Regions from separate parts of the Homo sapiens genome. Here all the other regions are linked to region 1. A link is an interaction called in ENCODE POLR2A ChIA-PET data of the cell type or tissue named here. Cell type or tissue: MCF 10A. All regions are shown on one strand.

Region 1 (4,000 bases):
GCGCAGTGGCTCATGCCTCTAATCCCAGCACTATGGGAGGCTGAGGTGGGAGGATTGTTTGAGCTTAGGAGTTCGAGACCAGGCTGGGCAACATATTATTTAAAGAGACTAGGTCTCTTTAGTAATAACAAGGCCAGGTGCGGTGGCTCACGTCTATAACCTCAGGGGGCATCACCTGAGGTCGGGAGTTCAAGACCAGCCTGACCAACGTAGAGAAACCCTGTCTCTACTAAAAACACAAAATTAGCCAGGCGTGGTGGTGCGTGCCTGTAATCCCAGCTACTCGGGAGGCTGAGGCAGGAGAATCACTTGAACCCGGGAGGCGGAGGTTGCGCTGGGCCGAGATCGTGCCATTGCACTCCAGCCCAGGCAACAAGAGCGAAACTCCGTCCCCCCCAAAATAATAAAAACTAATTAGCCAGGCGTGGTGGCGTGCCTGTAGTCCCAGCTACTTGGGAAGCTGAAGTGGGAGGACCACCTGAGCCCGGGAAGTGGAGGCTTCAGTGAGCCATGATTGCACCACTGCACTCCATCCTGAAGCCTATCTTAAAAAAAAAAGAAGAAAAAGTGACACCTATAAAAAAACTCACATACTTATAGTCCAGAAATGTGCTGTCCAGTAAGGTAGCCACTAGCCACATGTGGCTATCTAAATTTACTAAAATAAAATTTTAAATTCACTTCCTTAGTTACACTAGCCATATTTCGTGTTCAGTAGCAACATGAGGCTAGTGGCTACTGTACTGGAGAGTGGAGATACAGAACATGTCCATCATCACACAAAGTTCTACTGGACAGTGCTGGTCCAGAAGAGAATAACTTCAAATTGCATTTTTGGTACAGGCATGTATAAGCCCGCACTTCCACATTCTGTAAAGGCATAAACCGCCTCCCTACCCCAGGGCATGTCTGTACAGTCATTAAATGGTCTGACTCCAGCACTTCTTTCTACTTAATCTCTAAATCTCTAAATCTTGACACGCACATCGCACACAACACAAACTCTATTTTAGCCCACCTCCCTCTTCACTGACTCTTCATGGTAGGTTTAGTTCCCATAATCCATGAAAATGCCTAGCTCCTTGTCACTAGAGCTTGTTTTGGAAACCTGCCTACAGTGTAACAAGCTGGAATGTGAAGAGGGATGCATCTATTTGTGTTGCTGAGTCATTGAATTGACTGAAGCTTCAAGGACTAGGGGGTGCTGAGCAGAAATGAAAACACACAATCCTTTCTGTTAGAGATTTGCTCTTTTCGTATTGGCATGTAAACAAGTAAGTCACTAAGTGAACTGACGTCACAATTTAGTTTTAGGAAGATGCTTTTCCCAGGCACGATTTGAACTCAGTGGTTTCCTGAATCTAGCAAAGTATGCTGCTTTGTTTTCTCTTAGATTAATTTTGCCTAATTTTAAAGCTTTGATTCTCTTTTTACGAAGACGAAAATAAATCTCTCTAGTCTGGGCCTTTTTCGTTTCCCAGGATTATGATTAAAATTATCACTAACTTTTAGATAGTCCAGCACGCACCGGATGACTCTGAAGCCGGTTGGGCAGTGGAGATCGGGAAGAACATGAAAAAGCTTCAAAGCTTTTGGTTGAGGACATCGGGAGATGTAAACCCCAAACGCGGGTTTTACTTCTCCCCTCCACCCCTCCCCGCAAACCCATGCCTACTCGTTTTGACTGCTCAGCAATTCTGAGGCCAACCATTTGCAACGGCGAGGAGCAGGGGCTGGTGAGTCAAGGACTGGGCATGGAGTCAGGACTCTTAGGTGCCTTGACTCACGGCAGAGCCTTGAGGAAGTCGCTTTGCCTCCCACGTGTCTCCCTTCACCTGCCAGAGGCGGAGGGGAGGCGGGGCTGTGCTGGAAAACGTCCGTTTCGCACCGACTTATGTTACAGATGGGCAGACCTGAATTTTAAAAGACCCTCAGAGTCACACAGCAAATGAGCCCTCAAATGCCCGTGTCCCGCCTGCGCTCCGGAGAACCCCTGCCCTGCCTCGGGGACTCGGGAGGTGGGTGTGGGCTCCGAGACTCGGACGGCACCTTGGCGTGGCGAGAGCAGGTGGAGATGCGCACGGAGGTTGCATGTTCACCTCCGGGTCTCGGGCGCCACGGCTGCCCGTACCTGTTCCAGCAAGCGTCAGCCAGGAACTGCCGCGCTACTGATTTTCCCTTCGCTCTTGGGTCCCAACCCCCGGGCTCTCCGGGCTAGGGAGGCGGTGGGGTGGGGTCGAGGCCGTCCCGAGCCACCCGCGGCGGCTTCACACCTGTATCGGATTTGCTTTCTCGCCTTTAATCCTCTCCAATCCCGAAAGCACCCCAGCAGAGCGCCCCCGCAGCCCGCCTCGAGCCCGGCTCATACGCAGACGCTGACTGGGGAAGCGAGGGGTCGCCGGTGTGTGAGGCAGGGTAAGAGACCAGGGGACCTGCACGGAGGAGCGCTCTAGGGGAGGCTGCTGCCTCGGGAGCTAGGGCGCGCCCGGACCACACCGCACGGCGCAGAAGCCCAGCGCGCACGCGCGCCGCCTGCCGCCCCGCGCGTCCCCCCGCCCCGCGTCGCGTCCCCCCACCTCGGGAGAGGGCGGCCAGGCGCAGGGAGCGTGCGCGCGGCCCGCCCCGGGCGCGGGCGGAGGGAGGAGGAGGCGGCGCGCGCGGCGCCCAGCCCGCAGAAGCCGGTGGCCGCGCAGGAGGACGGAGCCCTAACCGCAACCCGCTCCGCGCCGCGCCGCGCCGGTAGGGGACCCGCAGGCCCGGGGGTGGGGGTTGTGGGGAAGGTGTTGGGGTGGGGCGGGAGGGCGGGACTTCGCGCTTCGGGTCCCTGGGCGCAGGGGGACCCAGAGGCCCGCGCGACCCCGCCTCTGGAAACTTTGTGCCGGCGCCCCCACCTGCTCCCTGGCGGTCCTTGACTCTTCGGGGCGGCCCGCGGAGGAGAGGCCCGAGACCTTCCGCAGCGCACCCTCGCCGGCCCTGAGCGTGCGCCCCCTGCCGCTCCCCCGCCGCGCCGCGCCGCCCCCGCGACCCTGTCCCTGTGCCCCGGGGCTCCAGCAGCCTCGGCCGCGCCTCCTCCGTCGCCTTCCGACCCCGCTGAGGCCGCCTACTCTCGCTGGCATCCACCCGCTCTGGAGCGCGCCGCCGCTTTTTGCATCTCCCCGAGGTTTCTGGTGCATGGATAGAAGCAACTTGACTTTCAGCGATGCCAAGTGTCCAACTTGAGTCTTTCTCTGCGGTGGTAGATGGGTGTGCGCGGTGCTAACATCTGTCTTTTTATTTCTCCTAAGTACCCTTGCTCCGGAGCGAAGTTGAGTTGTTGTTTGTAAAGAGGGGGTGCGTGCTGTGGCCGCCTTAAGTGGATTGTATAACTGTATTTTATTTAGGTGGATGTTGCCAGTGGTACCAGCCAGTGTTATGGTAACTGGGCATCCCAGAGGCTAGGGAAGGAGGAGCGACTTACAAATGCAGTTTTACCATGCAGAGATTTTTTTTTTTTAAAACCACCTTGTACTTTCTATCCAGCAGGACCTCCGGACATTTAGTGTGTGTTAACTCGTTAGCTGTTCATTATCGTTTTATAAGAGAGGGGGGTGGAGAGCGTTACCATCCCGTTTTACAGATGTAAAAACGGAGGCGAAGAGCAAACTCCGGGTATCCTTAGTAACCTTAAAAGAATAGGGACCAAGAGATTTAACCCAGAGTCTCCTGGAATTCCTAGTCCCTAAGGCCACTCAGAAGTATGATGGAATGTTGGACCGTCCTCCCTGACATTCTACAGATCACTTAAGAGTCAGAGAGGCCGAGGCCAGCCGGCAGCTCCATGCCTGAGACTCAGCTCTGCCACAAAGTTAAGTAACACTGGACAAGTCACAGTTTCTCTCCGCTCATTTCCTTCCTGCTCTCTAAAACCAGGGGAACAAAGGTGCTGTATTCTTTGCAGAGTTGTGCGTGTGTCTGGAAGCTCCACTCCCTTGAGCTGCGATTTGGTTATTGTTAGTTGTTG
Region 2 (4,000 bases), 62 kb after region 1:
TGAGTAGCTGGGACTACAGGAGCCCACCACCGTGCCCGGCTAATTTTTGTATTTTTTGGTAAAGATGGGGTTTTGCCATGTTGCCTAGGCTGGTCATGAACTACTAGCCTCAAGCAATCCACCCACCTTGGCCTCCCAAAGTGCTGGTACTACAGGTGTGAGCCACCGTGCCCGGATGAGTACCCAATTTCAAACTCAAATCAAATTCCATCCTCAAGACTTCCTGCTATTAATACAGAACACTTTCCATTATGCAGATTATCAATTTAAATACAGTTTACATTTACTGTGCTCAGAAGTCCATTTCAATATTATTTGATGATATATATCTAATAACTAGTTATTACATAACTAGATAGTTATAGTTAACTCTTTCCACAACACTCAACTCTTAGGTCTTTTTCCCCACCTTCCCCTTCTCTTCTCTTCAATGTAATGCCTAGTAGAGACAGATTCTCTACAATAAAATATGATCAGTTTCTTCAAGAGAAGAAACTGCAATAAATGTTCTTTCTCCCTATCATGTAAAGTAGTGTAAGGTTTATTCTTATTTAAGTTTAATTTTCTATTTCAATCCAATGCCATGTTAAAAACTTACATTAATGGAATTATAAGAAACAAAGGCTAAAATGTACCAATACTTTCTCAGGAGACAAGTGTTTGACGAAACAAAACAAAAGGGGAAAACCCTCTAGTCTTAGGATACTATTGCTTTAAACTTGGTATCAGCCAGGTATTTCTTTGGTCTAACCCTGAAAAAGTACAAATTACACACATCCCCACACTTTCAAAATATGCCAAAGAATTATTTATTAACACAAGACTTACAGATCACAAAAGAGAGTGATACAGAAGAGCTGGAAAAGAAGTCATCAGAATAAGCATGCAGATCAGTATTTGCAGAGGAATATACTAAAGTAAATTTGAAGGCACATTCACACAGAAAATGTCTAAATTGAAAAAAAGACATCAGAAAAGCAGCCAAAAAAAAAAAAAGGTGCTAATTAAAATACAAAGATTTTCAATGTCAAAGAAGAGCTACTTTACAGATAGGTAGGTAGGTAGCTACAGAAGTCTTGCTAACCCTTTGAAAATGTCACAGATGAGGGTCAGCTCTTGCTGCCAATAAAACCATATGATTTTAATGACTGCACGTCAAGATGCTTCAGTGCCGCAGATTAAATTTAGTCAGGGGGAAAAAACAGCCTAGTTGAAATTATATGCAGCAAGGCCTCAAAGGGTTAAATGTAATAATACGCAGAGAAATCAGGCAATGTTATCAGTATTATCTACCTTCCATACAAATGATTATAGCAAGAGTTAAAAGAGACAGTATCCCCTTCAGAGTTAAGTTAGGGCTTCTAAACAGGATTAAGGTCCGCAGATAGCAATCTACCAGGTTTTATTCTCTCTTCATCAGCTCACTTCTTATTTCTCCAACAAGAAGTACCTTTAACCCTCAAACTAAGAGAGCAAGAGATACTGTGGTGAACATGAGGATAAAATAAAACTACATTACTTTGAATAAGTCCTTGCCATTTACCCTCTACAATACATTGATGCAGCAATTTTGCACAACAGCAATATAGCGCATTGGTCAGACATCAACCCCTTTTAACAACCGCTCTAAAGGGATACTGCTCCTTTCTGACAGGAGGTTTACAGATCAATGGGAGGAAACAATCTGCTTTTAAGAATATCCTCCAACTGAAGAGTTAGCTTGAACATTACAGGCTCCAAGCTGAGGATGTTCCAAACATACATAAAAGAACATGAGCACAGAAGATTATTTTAACAGGTCAGTAAGAACAAGCTTGGTCAAAAAAACCAACCTCCAAATAAAATGGGGGAAAAAAAAAGACACCCCAAACCCGGATTAGCCTCATTTCATAAAGACATCTACCTTGGCACTGTGAAAGAATATAGATTCACTTTCAGAAAAATAGTTTCTAATTAATAACTTCAGAGTCCAAAAGGCTAGTATACATGTTATGAGATTTTTAAATAAAAATCCAATATTGTTCAGAAAACAGAGCACTTTGCAACCAACTGCTGTGGTTCAAGCAGCTCATAAAAAAAAAAAACCAACAAAACAAAACCCACAATCACTCTATCAAACAAACAGCAGCAAAAAAATAAGAAAATTTCTGAGGAAAAGTACAAAAAAAAAAAAAAAGACAGAAAGTAGACAGTCAAGGGCACAGGAGCTCTTCAGACCGCCCACTGCATTTGAAAAATACCTTAGCAAGTAGCAACATGAAACATGCAATGTCTCTGCTAACTTGCTCCTGATTCAGCAGCCTGTTTAGCAATACCTACAACATTTCCATAACCAAAGGATGGATGCAATTTTGTTTTCCGACTTGCCAATTTGACATATGCAAAAGCTATAGGACTTTACAATTTCTGCCTGAATCTGTAAACTTGGAAGTGTCTCACGTGTCCCCCCTAGTTAGACAAAACCAAATCCTTCATATGCATAATACATTTTCTAGAATAATACAGTGATACTGAGATATTTCTCATTATTAAAAGGCCACAAAATAGGTTTATCTTTCTATATACATATCAAAAAACAAAACAAAAGAAAAACCAGGACACTTGGGAATCTAGTTTTTATGACAGAAGTTGAACTAGAGAGTAAATTGCTACATGTAAATCTACACAGAATTTAAAGAGGGCTCCCTAATAAGATGTTTTCAAACATTTTATCAGAAAGTTAGCAGTTACCCTATCCTAGCATCTACAGATTTGTTACAACTTAATATTTCCAGTAATAGAGTTAACACTGAAAACAGCTCCTGGATTCCACTGACAACACACACCCTCCTCTTTGCCAGGCCCTGACATACAGAACATTCATATATAAACTCTTTCCCTCTTCTTCTCTTAAAAGGATGTGGCAAACTGCACTACAAGTGGTTAGAAATTTTTACTTTCTTGACCTAACAAGAGTTAATTTCTGTAAATCAAACAGAATACTATACTGGCAGTTGCTGTGTATACCCAAGAGAAGAAAAAAGGAGAGGGAAACACTGATTTTACTCACAGAAATGAAGGAACACTGCCGGCACTGCAAAGGTCTTTATCAAATTTCTGGCAATGTGAGGTTCACTTAGCAGTGACTTTTTATGTGCCTCTAACACCAAGCTGGTGCTAGATTTCAAAAATAAAAATATCTTAGCTACCCAATCTAAGTTCCACAGTAGCCATAGTATCCATATCAAGTATCCATAGAATCAAATTTAACACTGCTTTAAGGAGACTGGCAATAAAGAGGTTGATTATTAGAGATTCATAAAGCTAAAGGGCCAGAGCCTTACTCATGTAAATCAACACCCGCAGAATCATCTTTGAAATCTACAACACCATCACCAGAGCAATCTCACCAATTCCTCACCTGCAGCAGGAGGATGCTGGCCACTAACTGTTGGTAAATCCAAAGAGCTATCAGACATGACATGCTTAAGATCTCCTCCCACATCAGCCAATTTCATGTCAAACTGAACAGAGAGTGCATCTTCAGAGTCCTCCTTGCCAACACTGCTGCCACCAATGGAAGGGAGATCTAAGGACTTCACTGATGCAGAGTCTTCTTTGGTGTGTCTGAAAGCCACTGCTTTCTCTCCCAGGGATTTGTCCGAGTTTATGGAAGAAAATTTACTGGAGTGGAAGTCAGCAAAATCATCATCACTTTTTCCTGAAGGAGTGTTATCTTTCAGGTCTTCAACACCTAGTCCAGACCCTTCCAGAGAAAGTTGTCTGAAGACATCGTACTTGGTAGACGCAGCAGTCGAGTTTTGTCCACCCTTCACTGTGCTGCCCACGTTGCTGGTTAGAGGAACAGGACTGGCTTCCTCTTTAAGGGCATCATATTTGTCATCCGGCTTTTGCTCAGATGAAATAGAGCTATTACTGAAAGCCATAAAATCTGCAAAGTCATCCTGCTCCCCAACAGGTGCTAGACCAGAATATTCCCCAAAAAGGCTGAATTCTCCAA
Region 3 (4,000 bases), 79 kb before region 1:
GAGCCACTGCGTCCAGCCTTGACATCTGTATTTGAAATGACACAGCTATCCCTTGTAAGACACTGCGCAAGTAACATACTCTTTCAGAGCTTGCTTGCTTTTGAAAAAGCAGCTTGCCCCAAAAGTGTGGGAGTGAGGATTCAAAGAATCCCCACACCTTGGTACCCACGGGTACCTAGCAAATTGAAAAAGTTCAGTAAATTTGGCAGTTATTTGATTGCTGCGTTCGTAATACACCCTTGCTAGACTCATTTTTCTTCAGAGCTCAACTTTTCCTGAGAGGACAGCAAAGGGAGACCTACCCCACCCCAAAAAGGGAAAGTTCTTTGATGGCAGCGTTAGCAGAAATGTTGCCCACACTTAGTGATGAATTATTCTCCAAGCTAAAAATTACCAGGGTGAAAAAAATCACTTCAGAAAAGCTAAAGATAAATTAACCTTTTGTAGAATTAACATTTATTAGTCCACTACTATGTGTTTATTGTATTCCTCCTGTATGCTTGGCATTTTAAAAGCATACAGATAGGTATCCGATATAGTCTCTGCTTTCACTTATTTATTATTTATTTTTGAGACAGGATCTTGCACTGTCGCCCAGGCTGGAGTGCAGTGGCACAATCTCGGCTCACTGCAACCTCCACCTGCCTGGTTCAAGCAACTCTCATGCCTCAGCCTCCCGAGTAGCTGGGATTATAGGCGCCCGCCACCACGCCAAGCAAATTTTTTTGTATTTTTGGTAGAGACGGGGTTCTCACTATGTTGCCCAGGCTGGTCTGAAACTCCTGACCTCTGGAGATTCATCTGCCTCAGTCTCCCAAAGTGCTGGAGTTACAGACATGAGCTACCACACCCAGCCTGCTTTCACTTAATTTAGAAGTGGGGGAAAATAGACATTCAGAAGTAATACTCACAAAGTAGAATGTGAAAAATGCCAGATAAAAAGCTGTGAGTGGGCCGGGTGCGGTGGCTCATGCCTGTAATCCCAGCACTTGGGGAGGCTGAGGTGGGCAGATCGCCTGAGGTCAGGAGTTCGAGACCAGCCTGGCCAACATGGTGAAACCCCGTCTCTACTAAAAATACAAAAATTAGCCAGGCCTGGTGGCCCGCGCCTGTAATCCCAGCTAATTGGGAGGCTGAGGCAGGAGACTCGCTTGAACCCGGGAGGCGGAAGTTGCAGTGAGCTGAGATCGTGCCATTGCATTCCAGCCTAGGCAACGAGAGCGAGACTTAGTCTCAAAAAAAAACAAAAACAAAAACAAAAAGCTGTGAGTGTACAGAAGAAGGATTATTTTTTGACTTAGTGTAAAATATTATTTTATTTCTGCTTCAAAGAAGATACTTTGGGCCAGGCATGGTGGCTCACACTTGTAATCCCAGCACTCCAGCACTTTTGGAGGCCGAGGTGGGCGGATCACTTGAGGCCAAGAGTTCGAGACCAGCCTGGCCAACATGGTGAAACCCTGTCTCTCCTAAAAATACAAAACAATTAGCCAGGTATGGTGGTGGCACATGCTTGTAATCCCAGCTTCTCAGGAGGCTGAGGCACAAGACACAAGAATCAAAAATGAGAACCAAATGGAGAATGAGAATCCCTTGAACCTGGGAGGCAGAGGTTGCAATGAGTACTCCAGCCTGGGCAACAGAGCCAGACTGTGTCTCCAAAAAAAAAAGAAAAAGAGACTTAGTCTGTCCTCCAAGCTGGAGTGCAGTGGTGGCTCACTGCATCCTCGACCTCCTAGGCCCAAGCGTTCCACCTCATCCTCCTGAGTAGCTGGAACCATAAGCATGGGCCACTGTACCCGGCTAACTTTTTTTTTTTTTTTTTAAGAGATGGGGTCTCCCTATGTTGCCCAGGCTGGTCTTGAACTCCTGGGTCCCAGTAATCCTCCCACGTCAGCCTCCCAGAGTGCTGGGATTACAGGCATGAGCCACTGTGCCTGGCCCTGTTACGTACTTGTTGAAAGAGTGAGGAACAAATGTATGTTGTAATAGATAGGATTTTTTGGTTTCCAGTTACAGAAACTCGTTCAGTCTTATGATTAAAGTTGAGTTTATTAAAGTTTATTAAAGAGAGAGAAATGAGAGAAGAGTTAAACAGTTGAGCCACCTGGGGCTAGGGATTTCAACAGCCAGAGCACATGGACTGAATTCTTTGAATGAATTCTAGTGAATAACTAAGCTCCAACTGCCTTCTGTCCTTTCATGTCTTACTCAAGATCCAGATTTCTGGAAGAAGAGACCTGGTTGCTTTAGCTTTTGTCAGGGGTGGGGAATGGGGTATTGTGATTGGCAGCCCCACCAGTATCACATGAAATGTGGGAGGGTCAGTTTCCCAAATAAAGATGGCAGCTAAGGAGAGAAATGATGCTGAGTAGAGAAAGCCAACAGTTGTTTATTAGAAATATGTAGCATTTGCCCCTGCCACCCTCAGTGCCCCATAGACCCAGATCCTTCCTCATAAAAAAGAAAAATATGTAGCATTTATAGAGGACCAGGTACCATGCTACATTACTTATATGGATTATGATATTTGATTATAACATTTAATTCTCACAACTTTGGAAGGTAGGCACTGTTATACCCACTACAGAGGAAGAAACAGGTTTTCAGAGGTGGAATAATTTTTCAACATTACAAAGCTAAGATGTGGCAGAGCTGAGTATGTTGCATATCTTCTCTTTATCTTGTCCCTTTGAATGATTTTCTGATCCATGTGCCACTTTTGTTTGTTCCTAGGGAGTCATCAAGCTTTGGTGTATGTGTTGGCCGGTTCTGAAGTCTTGAAGAAGCTCTGCTGAGGAAGACCAAAGCAGCACTCGTTGCCAATTAGGGAATGGACCGTTTGGGTTCCTTTAGCAGTAAGTACAGTGGGAACAAGTCTCAGGTGACTTATTATTATTTTTTTTTTGAGATGGACTCTCCCTCTGTTGCCCAGGCTGGGGTACAGTGGCATGATGTTGGCTCACTGCAACTTCTGCCTCCCGGCTTTAAACGGTTCTCCTGCCTCAGCCGCCTGAGTAGCTAGGACTACAGGCGCGCACCACCACACACAGCTAATTTTTTTTATTTTTATTTTTAGTAGAGATAGGGTTTTACCATGTTGGCCAGACTGGTCTTGAACTCCCGACCTCAGGTGATCCACCCACCTCGGCCTCCCAAAGTGCTGGGATTACAGGTGTGAGCCACCACTCCCGGCCTTCAGGTGACTATTAATAGCAAACTAGAGTGGAAGTTGATCAAGGAAGAAAAATAAACGATGAAGTTAGGCAATAAAGCCCTTTGACTCTGATTCTAAGGGAATTATGAGTATCAAAATAAAATCAATTAATACATATTGATTACCCATTGAACACATGACACAAACATATGACCCTGGGTCTTACAAGAAAATGAAGCAGCCGGGCGTGGTGGCTCACGCCTGTAATCCCAGCACTTTGGGAGGCCGAGGCAGGCAGATCACGAGATCAGGAGATGGAGACCATCCTGGCTAACACAGTGAAATCCCGTCTCCAGTAAAAAATAAAAAAAATTAGCCAGGCATGGTGGCAGGCGCCTGTAGTCCCAGCTACTTGGGAGGCTGAGGCAGGAGAATGGCATGAACCCGGGAGGCGGAGCTTGCAGTGAGCTGAGATTGTGCCACTGCACTCCAGCTTGGGCGACAGAGTGAGACTCTGTCTCAAAAAAAGAAAAAAAAAAAAAAAAGAAAATGAGGCTGAGATGGACCAGGCATATTCTGATTAACCTGTAGTTAAACCTAGAAAAGCCATGGGATTTCTGTTTAGACCAATAACATGTTTCAGGCACCTTGATAAGAAATGTGTCAGTGGTAAGATAAAGGAAAGATCATCCCACCTCCCCCTTGATGTGGAACTTGTTTCTAAGAGTAAACCACGGTAGAATAATTTAGAGAATTATGGGGTATGTATGAAGTAAATTCAAGTAGCCATAACTATGGATAAAAAAATTATACTGGCCAGGTGCCATGGCTCACGCCTGTAAT
Region 4 (4,000 bases), 130 kb before region 1:
AAATACTAATTTCTAATGCATTATTCCACAGTTTGTATTTTAATTTACTTCTTTCCTCAACTAAGACTATTAGGATATTAGCCATCCAATTAAAGGAAAAAAAGATTTTAAAGAAAGAAAAACACTAGCCCTAAACCTGTTAAACCAGTCCACGTGACAGGTATAAAAATTTTCCTAGTCATTGACTGCAAAGGAAATAATGTTACATAGTGATCTACACCTGAACCTGTTCACAGCACTTTAGAGAGGTCAACATCAGATGAGAGAGCGTTCTCTGAGGCTGGCTTTCACAATACCAGGTCTTCAGCATTACCTAGTTTTTGAACTATAAATTCACTAAGATAAATGCCACCATTTCCCAAGACTTCCTTTTTAAAAAGCAATTTAATCTTATGCTTGATGTATTTCTATTATGCACTGGTAAATCAAAACAAAACAAGCCTGGCGTGGTGGCTCATGCCTATAATCCCAGCACTTTGGGAGGCCGAGGAGGGTGGATCACCTGAGGTCAGGAGTTGGAGACCAGCCTGGCCAACATGGTGAAACCCTGTCTCTACCGAAAATACAAAAATTAGCCAGGCGTAGTGGCGCACGCGTGTAATCCCAGCTACTCGGGAGGCTGAGGCATGAGAATCTCTTGAAACCAGGAGACGAAGGTTGCAGTGAGCCAAGATCGCACCATTGCACTCCAGTCTGGGTGACAGAGCAAGACTCCATCTCAAACAAACAAACAAAACAACAACAACAAAATTCTACAACACTAGTAAACACAGATGGCTTCATAAATTAATACTTTACCTTTGGCATCTTTCATATGCCCACTTTAAAATGTTTAATATTCTTGGGTTCACATCAGTCCTCCTGTTATGCATTCAGTTTTACTGAGAAATGAAGAAACTGAGGCAAGAGAAGTGGGAAAAAACTTGCTATTTGTAGCAAGCAGGCATCTATCTGGACAGGTAAACTGTGGTCCTGCTCTATTAGGCCACAATGCTTTTCTGAAAAGTGCCTGTCAAATAAGCACCACAGAAATCCTTCTCATCACAGACATCCAGGGCATCCCCCTCAAGAAGGGACAAATATGAGTATTCTTCCCTGCTGAGTGAGAAAAGACCATGTAACCAAAGAAAGCATGCTTCTCAATCTATACTACCGAATTGGGAGGGAAAAAATGAATGGAAAGAGAGAGAAAATCCAAGGAAATAAACTTCTGAGACTGAAGATGTGGTTATTAGGTTTATCCACACATTAGGAAATTACTGAAACATCGCTTAAGTAGAAACAGAATCAGGAAGGCCTAGGGTCTTTTTTTTTATTCCAGTCTTAAACCTCCAAACAAAAATATCTGAAATTAAACTATTTCTCCTGAGCAGTTATATTCTTAAATGTCTCTATAGAACCCACAAGGCCTACACGAAGTCCCTGATTTTTAGAGGTGATTTCAAGTGTCCATTAGTGTCCACTCTCCCACTCTCAAATCCAAAATAATGTTGGCCCCGATCCGGGCAGGACCTTCACGCACATTTTCCTGTGAAATCATTAGCTTCACATCAGCTTCCTACGTCCTATTTCCAGTAACTTCCCTTGATCAGCATGGCAAACGAGGAGAGTAACAAAAGGCATGTACATTTACTATGTCCCTCGCAGAGAACATAATAAAATCCTGGGAACAGGAACTGGCAGATACAACCTGCCTGGCCCTGGCTCTCGCCACGATACAAAGGCACGGAGAGAGCAAGTGAGGTCTGCACCCCACACCTCACTCTGCAAGAGAGAAAGGACTTTCAATGCAATCAGACCCAACCCGCAACGCCCCCTTCCCACGTGGTCTTCTCCCTCTCCCGAGCCCAGAATCGGATTGGAGAGGGGTCTGGAAGGAATCAGACCACGCTGGAGCTGGGCAAGAGGGGTGGCGGGCGAGCTCCAGGCAGAAACTCCAGCCCCCCTTCCTAGAGGAGCCCTGAACTGTACGCCTCCCAGTTCCGGGATCTGAATCCCCACCTCCCGAGACCCCAGACCTCTCCATGTCTCTAGGGAGGGGACCTCAAGGCCTCAGAGCTGCGGGAAGGGCTGGGCTGCCCCGCACCCGATCTGGATAGTGTGGAGCCCAGGCCGCGTGCGGGTGAGCGGAGGCTGGGAGGCGGCCCCCTGCCTGCCGCCGCCCCTCCCTTGGCCCCAGTTTCTCCAGGTCCCCGGTCACAGGTTCTGGGCCGGCCCTCACCTCACCTCAGGGTGGCAACGTGTGCGGTCGGGCGATTCCGGAGCCCCTGCGTGGAGGAACTGCTGGGCGGGAGGAGACGCCGGCGGCTCGGGCGATGGCTGACAGGCGTGCAGCACCAGGCCGGCCCGGCACACGGAGAAGGGGCGGGGCTTCAGGGGCCTGACCCGCCCCCGCCCCGCCCCTGTCTCCCACCTCAGCCGGCGAGCTCCATGAGGTGACTACGTCCGGGGTTACTCCAGGCCGTTCACCTCCGACCCCGCTCCGGGCTGCGGCGCTGCCAGGGCCGCCGGGGGGCGAGGCGCGGGCCCGAGGGCTCAGCGGCAGCCAATGGGAGGGCGGCGCGGGGCGGAGCGATGTGAGGCGATGCCGATGGTCCGAGCGCGGATCTGCCATTCGGGGCCCAGCGGCTAGAGGGCGGGCGGGCCGCGGGCGGGCCGCGGGCGGGCCCTGGGCAGTCGTGGCGCCCCTGGCCCGGCCTTCGCGGCCCCTTCTGCCACAGCCGGGTACGGGGCCAACCCCTCGGCTCCTCCTCCTGGCGGAGAGGGGAGTGGGGGAAGCGGTCCCGCATGCGCCTCGCATCAGGGACAGAGGCGTCCCAAGTGAGGGGCCAGGACTAGCCGGCCTGTAGAGGCGGGGAAAGGGAACCCAGAATTAAGGCGGGCTAGAATGGGGCAGGCGGTGTGCGGGCCCGTTTGTCTGTTTAATCCTAACACATTAACAAGGGGTGGGCAATCGCGTCCACTACCTGTCCTCATCACGCTGGCTGGTTTCCAAGTCTGGGCGAGCTAAGTAACCCCATGCTGGAACTCCATAACCAGCCCCCCGTTTCGCTCCTCAGCCCCGAGACAGCCCACTCCAAAGGTGTTATACATGCTGGATCCTGGCGTGTTGAGGAGAAGCCTCAGTAAACGAAGCTCAGTAAGAAGGGGAATGTACCAAAGAACCACCGTCTTCTGCCTGCCCTGAGCAAAATAGTTGCCACAGCGTTCCAGACTTTTCGGATTGGAGAATGCTTCCCGTCCTCCACTGTGGGCACGCCGAGCCTTTGAGAGGAAGCCAGTCGGTGTCTCTAGTTTTGCCAGTTACTTCATAGCAAGACTTTCATGGTAGCTGTGTGTTGAAAATTAATAATAACTGGAAGGGGTCCCAACACAATACAAACATTGCGTAGGGAAGAAACTTGGAGAAAATTGCACTTGAGAAGAACAGGGTGAACTCAGCCCTTCCAAGGAGGAATTTAATGAAGCATGCAGCGCACCTTCTTAATGCTTACAAACTTGTGAGGAAGGCCAGGAGAGGTGCAGAGGATGACAGTTTGGTAGGAAGAAGTTCCACGCCAGAGAGTAAAAAGTGAATAGGATAGAAATACATGCCCAGGTAAGAAGTTCTTGGCGGAAGCTGAGGCAGAAAGAGGGAAAGATTGGTCAACAAGGAACAATATTTATCTAGGAGCCCTCATAATCCCACTAAGTGGGGCTTCCCTAAGAATTTATCAACCCATTTTTAAAATAATAGGGTCAAGCACAGTGGCACGTACCTGGACTGTAGTCCCACCTACTCAGAAGGCTGAGGTGGGTGGATGGCTTGAGGCGAGGAGTTCAAGTCTATATGTAGTGTACTGTGCCTGCGCCTGTGAATAGCCACTGCACCCCAGCACTGGCAACGTAAAAAGACCCCATCTCTAAATAAATAAGTTAATTAAATAACAGGGATTGGAAGCAGAGAACTTAGGAAAGATGTGGACTTTACAGAACAGGGATTCATATTTCACAATAATTA
Region 5 (4,000 bases), 59 kb before region 1:
CTTAAGACAACACAAATTTGTCTCACAGTTCTGTGGATCAGAAGATCATTAGGCTCAGCTGGTTTGCTCCAGGTTCCATAAGGCTGAAATGAAGATGTTGGCCAGCCTGGGCTCTCACCTGGAGGCCCTGGGGTAGAATCCACTTCTAGGTTCTTTCAGGTTGTTGGCAGAATTCACTGCCTTAAGGTTTTAGGAAGGATGCCACTGTTTTGATCAGGGCATGTTCTCCGTTTCCACAGGCTGTCTGCATTCCCTGGCTCTGGGCCCCCTTTCTCCATCCTCAAAGCCAGGAGCACAGGAAGTCCTTGAGGTTGTTGATGAAATCCAGGGAATCTCTATGACCTCTCCTATTGCCTTATCTTTCCTGTGCTGAATCTTTATGAGTGATTCTTCTGCTTTCCTCTTCTACTTTGAGACAGGGTCTCACTCTATCACCCAGGCTAAAGAGCAGTGGCACAATCACAGCTCACTGTAACCTCGACCTCCCAGGCTTAAGCTATCCTATCTCAGCCACCTGACTAGCTGGGACTATAGGCACAAGCCACCATGCCTGGCTAATTTAAAAATTTTTTTTGTAGGCCAGGCTTGGTGGCTCATGCCTGTAATCCCAGCACTTTGGGAGGCCGAGGCGGGTGGATCACAAGGTCAGGAGATCGAGACCATCCTGGCTAACATGGTGAAACCCCATCTCTACTAAAAACACAAAAAATTAGCCAGGTGTGGTGGTGGGCGCCTGTAGTCCCAGCTACTCGGGAGGTTGAGGCGGGAGAATGATGTGAACCCGGGAGGCAGAGCTTGTATTGAGCCAAGATTGTGCCACTGCACTCCAGCCTGGGCAACAGAGTGAGACTCCGTCTCAAAAAAAAAAAAAAAAGAAAAAGAAAAATTTTGTAGACAGGGGTCTAGGGGCCTTTCTATGTTATTCAGGCGTCTAGGGGTCTTTCTGTGTTATTCAGGCTGGTCTCAAACTCCTGGGCTCAAGTGATCCTCCCACCTCAACCCTCAACCTCCTAAAGTGCTGGGATTACAGGTGTGAGCCACCACAGCAGGCACCTCAACTATGTATAAGGACTCATGTGGATTACATTGGGCCTATCAGGGTAATCCAGGATAGTCTCTCTACTTTAAGGTCAGCTGATTAGTAACCTTTATTCCATCTGTAAAGTCCTTTCCCAGCAGTACCTCGCTAGTGTTTGATGGACTAGTCAGAAGACAGGAATCTTAGGATGAGGGGAACATCTTTATTTTTATTTTATTTATTTATTGAAAAAAAAAATAGAGACAGGGTTTCTCCATGTTGCCCAGGCAGGTCTCGAACTCAGGGGTTCAAGTTATCCTTCCACCTAGGCCTCCCAAAGTGCTGGAATTATAGACATGAGCCACCATGCCCAGCCAGAGAACATCTTTAGAATTGGGCCTCCTACAGCACTGCAGTATATTTACTTCAGTCTCTTAAAAGTTTAGAAAGGGTGAATCAGCATCTCTGAGCCTGACTATTGGTGGAGTCCTATTAAAATGAGTTTCTGGGCTTATAATATTCAGGGTCAGATTCTAGGCCACAATGAATTAATCAAAGAACCAGTTAGAGTTCTTGGGAGCCAACTAACTAGCCTTCCTCTATCCATCTCTAAACAATTTCAGTCTTTTAATGGCTTCAGTAATTGTAAGACTTGGAATAAATTTTTTCCCCCTTTAAATGCAAAAATGAAGGGTTAGGAGACTGTTCAAAGTAGCTGTGGATTTGAGTTAATTTCACCAAGGTTATCAGGTCTTCAGAAAGCTGGTTTATTTTTCCCAAATTAATGCGAGAATACCTAGAGCCAGAATACAAATTTATTCATTCACATTGTGAAATAACTCCTTAAGGGATAATTCAGTATAGCTTGGGTAGGTTGGTAGTCATGCTTATTCACTGTAGGAAAGCTGACCATGAGCTTTCTTTAGCTATTCTGGCATCATGTCTTCTTCATAATGCTGAAAGCACTGACTAAGTTTCACTCCACATCACTTCATTCTGATTACATCATCCTTTTCTCACGTATTCAACACCCATACAATCACATTTCAGAGTACTGTCCTTTACTTTGGGGAGCTTTTGGGGGTTACTAATACTTCCTTTTTGTGGCCCATCTTATTTATTCCCAGTGAATCTTTCCTTCTATAGGCATGATGACCAAATTTTAGCTTTCTACACAAAACTTGATTTTTTTGCCTCAGATAACTTTAAATGGTTTTCAGTACTTTTGTCATGTCACAGAGCTGTATTTTTGGGAGTTACTCATGCTGTGGTAGGTGGTGTGTTAACCAGGATTTCTGAATTCTATGCCTATTTTTGTCTTGTAATTCTTAGAACTTTGAACAAGTCAAGGCAGCTCTTTCTGCCACACCCTTTTATACCAGTGATTCTTAAACTTCAGTACATAAGAACTGCCTGGGAGCTTCTTATAAATGTAGATTTCTAGACTCTTCTGTGAGAGATTGTGGTTCAGAAGTGCTGAGGTTTGGTCCAGGAGTTGAATAATATTAATTCAACTTTTTGTAAAACTGCCTTGTGCCTTCTTTGGTGTGTCTGTGATGTAGAAAGTTTTTATTGTTTATCTCACAGTAAAGTTGGTTGAGAAACAATTAATATTCTAAAATACAGTTTTACAAATGACAGTCTCTTCAACTAATGTGTGTGTTGTCATATTTACATGTCTTTTGGTACTTGCTGAATTGAGAGTGATTATGAATTTAGTATAGATATAGACTCTGAAATTTCTCTGTTGGATTTCATAATACCTCATGTGCTAGATATATTCGTAGTACGTGCTCAGATGAAAATGTGTTGCTTATTGGTAGTGTAATCTCACAAATCATGACTTTTTTTTTGTCATTAACAAAAGGTATAACAAGTTCTAAGTGCCTGTGTAATCTGAAGACCTCCTGTGTGGTCTTCAGATTATTTTTTTTTTACTTGTTATTATAGAAAAGTTCAGATATACACAAGAGAGAATGATGTTTGGTTATCTATTGCTATGTAACAGCTACCTCAAAACCTCATGCTTAAAAATGACCATTTTATTATCTCCCACAGTTTTGTGGGTCAGGCATTCAGATTAGGCACAGTGAGGGTGGCTCTTGGCTCCACATGATGTACTTAGGCTGAAAGTCCCAAGAGGGTTATGAATTTAGTATAGGCATAGACTCCAAAATTTCTCTCTTGGATCTCATAATACATCATGTGCTAGGCATATTCATAGTACGTGCTCAGATGAAAATGTGGTTGTCATTGTAACCAACTACTACATAATGGTAATAAATTTCCGTTTACCCATCACTAACTCTTAAAATTATTGACTCGTGGCCAATCTTACTTTATCTAAACCATCACCTTTTCTTTTATCTTTTCTTTTTTTTTTTTTTGAGACAGAGTCTTGCCCTGTCGCCCAGGCTGGAGTCCAGTGGGTTGATTTCGGCTCACTGCAACCTCCGACTCCTGGGTCCAAGCGATTCTCCCGCCTCAGCCTCCTGAGTAGCTCAGATTACAGGCACACACCACCGTGCCCGGCTAATTTTTGTAGAGACAGGGTTTCACCATGTTGTCCAGGCTGGTCTTGAACTCCTGACCTCAGGTGATCTGCCCACCTCGGCCACCCAAAGTGCTGGGATGACAAGCGTGAGCTACTGCACCCAGCCTAAACCATCACCTTTCTAGATTATTTTGAAGCAAGTATCCTAGACAGTATATCATTTCATCTTTCAGTATTTCATTAGGTCTCTACGTAATTCTAGTCACTTTTCACATTCCCCGTCATTTCATAAAGGCTTAATATCTAAAACCCTGCTGCCTTTTTTACCCTTGAAACAATCACTGTTCTGATTTTTTTTTTTATCAGCGTAGATTGGTTTTGCATATTCTAGAACTGCATATATATGGAATCATACTGTATGTACACTTCTGTTGTTTCTGGTTTCTTTCACTCAGCTTTTTTATTTATTTATTTATTTTTTTTTTGTG

What was found. ChIA-PET counts read pairs that join two places held together with the same protein. Peaks named below come from ENCODE experiments on the same cell type or tissue, not always from the same donor. Only the 100,000 strongest peaks of a DNase experiment are listed, where the experiment ranks them.
Region 2: POLR2A ChIA-PET joins it to region 1 with 10 read pairs; 5 of 35 experiments call an interaction of 5 or more read pairs at or near these places.
Region 3: POLR2A ChIA-PET joins it to region 1 with 13 read pairs; 17 of 35 experiments call an interaction of 5 or more read pairs at or near these places.
Region 4: POLR2A ChIA-PET joins it to region 1 with 12 read pairs; 7 of 35 experiments call an interaction of 5 or more read pairs at or near these places.
Region 5: POLR2A ChIA-PET joins it to region 1 with 13 read pairs; 12 of 35 experiments call an interaction of 5 or more read pairs at or near these places.

Annotation. Positions count from the first base shown.
Region 1 is chr17:37,487,220-37,491,219 of GRCh38, forward strand. DUSP14 (dual specificity phosphatase 14) reads left to right here and starts at 2,672. Exons shown (of 3, transcript NM_007026.4): 1 at 2,672-2,739. RefSeq lists an enhancer at 3,772-4,000. In MCF 10A, a CTCF peak has its summit at 2,990 (motif pointing left); DNase peaks (open chromatin) are centred at 1,152, 1,762, 2,542 and 3,142.
Region 2 is chr17:37,549,715-37,553,714 of GRCh38, forward strand. SYNRG (synergin gamma) reads right to left here. Exons shown (of 22, transcript NM_007247.6): 14 at 3,401-4,000. Among named protein-coding and RNA genes, the nearest start is that of SYNRG, 58 kb to the right of the region's middle. In MCF 10A, no CTCF peak of the experiment used is centred here; a DNase peak (open chromatin) is centred at 2,267.
Region 3 is chr17:37,408,533-37,412,532 of GRCh38, forward strand. TADA2A (transcriptional adaptor 2A) reads left to right here. Exons shown (of 16, transcript NM_001166105.3): 2 at 2,737-2,858. The coding sequence starts at 2,834. Among named protein-coding and RNA genes, the nearest start is that of TADA2A, 3.6 kb to the left of the region's middle. RefSeq lists an enhancer at 1-170. In MCF 10A, no CTCF peak of the experiment used is centred here; no DNase peak of the experiment used is centred here.
Region 4 is chr17:37,356,773-37,360,772 of GRCh38, forward strand. All of the region lies in intron 1 of ACACA (acetyl-CoA carboxylase alpha), which reads right to left. Among named protein-coding and RNA genes, the nearest start is that of C17orf78, 17 kb to the right of the region's middle. In MCF 10A, a CTCF peak has its summit at 2,675; DNase peaks (open chromatin) are centred at 1,829 and 2,499.
Region 5 is chr17:37,428,188-37,432,187 of GRCh38, forward strand. All of the region lies in intron 4 of TADA2A (transcriptional adaptor 2A), which reads left to right. Among named protein-coding and RNA genes, the nearest start is that of TADA2A, 23 kb to the left of the region's middle. In MCF 10A, no CTCF peak of the experiment used is centred here; DNase peaks (open chromatin) are centred at 1,994 and 2,334.